2 separate regions of the Homo sapiens genome follow, and region 1 is linked to region 2. A link is a contact called in ENCODE Hi-C or POLR2A ChIA-PET data. All regions are on one chromosome and are shown on one strand. Each heading gives the region's core, a stretch centred on a gene start or an enhancer-like site at or near the end of the contact. The rest is flanking DNA. Distances are from core to core; before and after follow the strand shown. Region 1 has its middle 47 kb from the start of PARVA. Region 2 has its middle 90 kb from the start of PARVA.

Evidence for each region. Hi-C counts contacts between places; a loop is a spot of excess contacts on that map. ChIA-PET counts read pairs that join two places held with the same protein, here RNA polymerase II (POLR2A). Pooled maps may share reads with other maps.
Region 1: a map of PC-9 shows a loop between it and region 2 (13-fold over the local background). The contact joins two enhancer-like sites. A Hi-C loop is called at or near these places in 10 of 168 maps with a recorded cell type or tissue (A673, IMR-90, K562 and 6 more) and 17 of 50 pooled maps. POLR2A ChIA-PET finds 5 or more read pairs at or near these places in 6 of 52 experiments (A549, AG04449, AG04450 and 3 more).

What each region holds. Positions count from the first base shown.
Region 1 is chr11:12,329,230-12,331,929 of GRCh38, forward strand. It overlaps a transcript of MICAL2 not described here. Among named protein-coding and RNA genes, the nearest start is that of PARVA, 47 kb to the right of the region's middle. RefSeq lists an enhancer at 1,241-1,742. Within about 2 kb of position 1,327, at least 3 of the 41 ENCODE cell types and tissues checked have a DNase peak (open chromatin) inside an H3K27ac peak, as active enhancers do.
Region 2 is chr11:12,285,810-12,288,509 of GRCh38, forward strand. It overlaps a transcript of MICAL2 not described here. Among named protein-coding and RNA genes, the nearest start is that of PARVA, 90 kb to the right of the region's middle. Within about 2 kb of position 1,307, at least 23 of the 41 ENCODE cell types and tissues checked have a DNase peak (open chromatin) inside an H3K27ac peak, as active enhancers do.

The DNA.
Region 1 (2,700 bases), core at 77-2,576, 43 kb after region 2:
CAAATATAAAGAGTTTCTTGCTGCCTGGACTGAGAGTCACTGTCCATCTCTACAGCTGCTGTGGGACTTTTGGTAGAATGAACTGCCCTTGTTTGGTGCTTGGTCATATTCCCAGTCCAGAAGGCTCTGGTCCTTGTCTTTGACAATCTGCTGATCTCAGTGAGAGCATTAGAAAAGAAGAGGAAAAACCAGAAAAGCCAGGGCGTGCTTCAGTTTGCCGCCAGCAACACAGGCCAAGAGGTGGCATGGTGGGAAGTGGGGAGCTGTGGGCGCCAATAAGCCAATAAGCCCTGTGTTCAAATTCTATTCCACTCCGCTTAGGCTGAATAGTCCTGGGAAAATCACTTAACCTCTCTGGTCCTAGATTTTTTATCTGAAAAGTGAAGATAATAATCCCCATATTATCAGGTCATTTTGAGAATTAGAAGTGTTGATAGGCAAAGTCTCTACCGGAGTATTGCCTAGGTTGTAGGCATTTAGTAAACACTACTCATATCATTTTACAAAATATTACTAAGTATCCACACACATCTTCTTTTAAAGAATTTGTCTAATTTTTACTGCTTGAAATTTAAATGATAGAAACCAAAATTGTAAAGCATCTTCTGAAAATCTTCCTCATCCCCAAATATGAAAAAAAAAAAAAAAAAAAAAGAAAAGAGAGAGCTAGTTTGAGTTATAGCAAAAGAAATCTGGCCAGCTTGTGATGTTTCGGAGGTGTGCCAAGCCAGACAGAAGATGGATTCCATTCATTCCCTTTATATCCTTGGTAATTTAATTCCCCTGTTAAGTTTATGGGCCTTTTTCCCATGATTGTCCTTGTGTGGGTGACAGATGCAGATCAACAAGGGGCTGGAGACTAAAAGAGTCAAGACGGGAGAGTGGCCTCAAAAGCAACCAAATGGAAGTTTTGCAGACCAGCCACCAAAATTAATATACTCTAACTTGTAATAACATTTGTGCAATAATAATATTCCTTGGTGGTTTAATATTCTATTCAGTCCCTTTAAGAGATTGCCCTGTTGCTTAATGAATGACCAACGCTTATTAGGTTAAGTTGTATTTGAGCTGGCCTGTGCTGCTCCGGTTCAAGTGATTTAATGGGAATTATTTAATAGGTATTATTAGGATAATTAGAAAATGATCACAGTTAGGCAATAATATTGAGCTATAAAGGTTGTGAATAACCAAATTTAGAGACAGACCTGAAAACATGAGTAGTCTGCGACAGTTATGCAAGGCTCCTCTGATAATTATGTAGGCAGCCTGAAAGGGGCTTTTGTTCTGGGAGTTATTCATTAGGCGGGCATTGAATTAGAGGAACATGCGGGGGTGCGGGATGGAGGGCAATGATGGCTGATGAGCAAAATGAGGCTTTGATGAGCTCCTCATTGTCGTGACAACAATTCCTGCTTTCTTTTTTTACAGCAGTCAGAAATAAGCTCTCCCGCCCCCGGGAAGGGTTTTTCCCCATTTTGTCAAGGAAAGGGAAACAAAGGAAAACAAAAATCTAATAATCCACCCCAGATGACAAATCATTATGTTTTGCAGGACGTGGAGAGAGAGAGAGAGAGACAGAGAGAGAGAGAGAGGGAGAGACAGACAGAGAGAGAGAGAGACAGAGAGAGGGGTAGAGAGAGAGAGAGAGAGAGACAGAGAGAGAGAGAGAGAGTGTGTGTGTGTGTGTGTGTGTGTGTGTGTGTCTGTATGTGTGTGTCTGTGTGTGTGATGTCTTTGACAGAGGTAAGAGAGTCCCCTCTTGGTCCTAGCTGCCCAGGTGAAGGACCAGGATATGCAGTAACCTGATTCCTGGGGGCCCTACCACCTTCTGGAAAGAGGCCAAGCCCAGCTCTGCAGCCACTTAGACTCTTATTGGTTGAGGCACTGTTACCTACTGGCTTGTTGCTTGTCAATATGATGATCAGTGTTACATACTAGGGGCATGGAATACCCCAGTCTAGCAAGAGACCACCATTCAAATTTAAATGGTCTGGATAACACAATCTGGGCTTTCTTTCAATACCTGGAATCTGATGAAAACTGAGTAACTTCGAAAGAGAAAGGATTTCTCCCCAGGGGAGGTCGATGAGAATAATTATTCCCTTATAGCTTTACCAGCTTTGGGGAAGATTTACCAGCTAGTTGTCTGCATGGAGCTTCTTGCCTTTTTTGGAGCCAGATGGTTTCTTCTTCCCGGAGATTGAGGGGTTTACCAAGAAAAATTAGGATGCACAAAGTGCCAGCAGGTGGCAGCAGGAGCACACATTATGTGAGAAATGCTAGCGAAAGCCTCTCCAGGACCGGGGAGGTAGCTGAGCTTACACTCCATGGTTTTCACTGCTGCTGAGGACCCGAGGAATAAAAATTCCTGGATAATGTACAGTGAGGTGTCCTGGACAGAGCACAGGCATTAGAATCAGACACTCCTGAGTTTGAATCCCAATGTAGTCCTTATACAATTATTTACTTTTCTGCGAAATTTTCTCATCTGTAAAATTGAATGAATAATACCAACCTCACAGAGGTGGTATGAAGAAAAGATGAAGTGAAATAATGTTAGTAAAGCACCCACAAAAGGGCCTGAAATAAAATAGGTATCCAAAAATATTCCTTCTCTTTTCTTTTATGTCCCTATTATTATAAAACACAGCTGGATGGTCAATGACTTCTCAAATTGTATTTATTTGTTTGTTCATCCAT
Region 2 (2,700 bases), core at 57-2,556:
CTGGGCTAGCTGGGCCTTGGATTTAGGGTCCTGGATTCAGACCCTCCCTGCGTCCATCTCCCACACCCACATCATGCCCTTGGGCTTCCTTTCCGTTCATGCTTCCTGGCCCTGCCTGTGTGCACATTCAGATGTTCACCGTCCCCATCCTTTCTCTCCAGCAGTGATGGAGGCGCAGGGGCCTGAAGCCTGGGAATGCATCTGCAGGCCTTGCCTGGGAACAGGGAACACGTGGACCCCACTGCCCACTCTCACACCCTAAGTGACCAAGACCTGTTTTTCTTCTGCATGTGATGTTCATTTTGCTCAGCTAATCCTCAAGGCCCAGCTGGCAGAGGGGTCTTCCACAGGAAGTACAGTGTCCCGCAAATATGTTTCCCTTGGAACCAGGCCAAGGGAGGGCCACAGCAATGATGGTCCACAGCCTCAATTAAACCTGGTTTCCAAAGGGTTTGGGGGGCTCTGTGGGGAAAGGGGAGGCAGAGAGTAGAACTTCCTGCAGCTTCCTGGCTTCAATCAGAGCAGCTCCAGTTTTTAATGTATTACATATATGGAACATTGATGGCCCGTGATGACCTTAGCTTTAAATAACTGTTCTGACATGAATGAATATGTGCATGTACGTATGTACACATGCATGTATAAATATGTCTACACATATGCATATACGCATAGATGCATGTAGATGCTCACTGATGATCTTAGTAATGATGGTTCATAATTTGAGGCATTCTCTGAGGGTGGTACCTGTCCCATAGCAGGGTCTCAAATATTTGATGCCAGGTGTGGTGGCTCATGCCTGTAACCCCAGCACTTTGGGAGGCCGAGGTGGGAGGATCACTTGAGCCCAGGAGTTTGAGACCAACCTGGGCAACACAGTGGGACCCTGTCTCTATAAAAAATAAAAATTAAAAAATTATCTGCGTGTCGTGGTGCATGCCTATAGTCCCAGCTACTCGGGAGCCTGAGGTGGGAGTATCATTTGAGCCCGAGAGGTCGAGGGGGCAGTGAGCCATGACCCCACCACTGCACTCCAGCCTGGTGACAAGCAAACAAAAACACAAAAATATTTGATGTGTGAACAAATGAAAAGTTTGGTAGAGTGTGTTGTGGGGACAGCAGTATGGTGTGAGGGAAGGAGAGAGTTCAGTCTATTATAATCATTAGTCTATTGACTTGTGGTAATTGAGCTATAGGAGATAAATTCCTACTTACTCTACACATTTAATGGACTCTTCCTCCCACCCCATCTTCCCTGTCCCTTTCTTTTTCCACAGCAGCTCTGCAACGGGCCAATAGCTTCCAGTCTCCAACCCCAAGCAAATACCAGAACTGGAGGAGAGAATTCTGGTGGAGTGAGTCACTAGCTCTCTGGGGGTGGGAGGCTGGGGCTGGGCAGAAGATCTCTGGTTAATTCTCAGGGGCAGCCGTTCTCATTCCTTACATGGTATCTCTCTGGCATGGCCTCCTGGTTGTCAGAGGCAAGAAATAAAATATAAGCTTGACTTTATTTCCACTGCTGACTAGAGGGAGCCTTTTCCAAGGGACTCAAGATCTTCCCATCCCCCTCCACCCCACCCCTGGCTCAGGAATTATGGAGCCTTAGGATTCTACAGTTTCACCCAGACAGGGCCTTAGCCATCATTGCCTCTAAGCTTTTTGAAATACAGATGAGTAAACTGAGGTTCAGGAACTCTATGATTTGATTCTGTACACTGGAGTGAGACTGGGCCATCAGATTAACGGCCTCACACAAAACAGGATGCTACACACAGACACCCACACATCCACACACACACACATGCACACGCACACACACTCACACCCCTACACATACACACACATACACACCTGCTCCTTTTTCTGAGTCACCCTTGGTCCCAGTGTCCTGGGGAAGAGCAGGGCTGTGGCAGGTGCTGAGGCGGCAGGCCCTGCCAGGGGGCGCAGTGAACACGCACAGTCTCACAGCATCTAGGCAGGCCGGGGATCCAGGGACTGCAGCACTCACTGAGCAGAGTTACCTCCTCAGGCCCTGAGCGAGGGGCAGAGACTCTTCATCCAGTTCCAGGCTCATCGCTGCCTTCCACCTCCCCCCACACCCACTCCCTCTCCAGCCTCACCCTAGGAGAGGAGGACCCAGAAAGGCCTTGGCTTAGACAGGGGTTTCTACCAAGAAACGTTGTTGCAGTTGGAACTGAGCCCTGGTCTTCCTTCCTTCTGAGTCAAGGCTCCCAGCCAGTGAGTCATTCCCCCACCATCCCCAGACGCACCACCGTCACACCAGGTCAGGCTGGGACAGGGGCACCTTGGGAGCAGGACCCAGGGCTGCACTCTTGGGCAGGCCACTTCATCTGAGGACAGCCTAGAGTCACTCCTGAATCCTCTGACAGCCCCCAGCGGCGACAGCAGAGGGCAGAGGAGCTAGCATTGCCACACATGGGTCATCGCCTTTACTGCCCTGCTCTGGCCCTCCCCAAGTCCCTGGAAGCCTGCTGCCCAGGCCCGGACTATATGAGTGTAGGGTCCATCCCAAGGCTTCCAGCCCACTCTACTGTGTGCCACCAGTGTGGGGGATCAGTCCCTCCTCAGGAAGCTCCCAGCCTGGGGTGAGAGCAGGGAGGCTGGTGGGAGACCCTCCCAATAGGGCTGGGTCGCTGGGGGAGGTGCAGGAGCAAGAGGACTGCTGAGCAGCCCCATGGT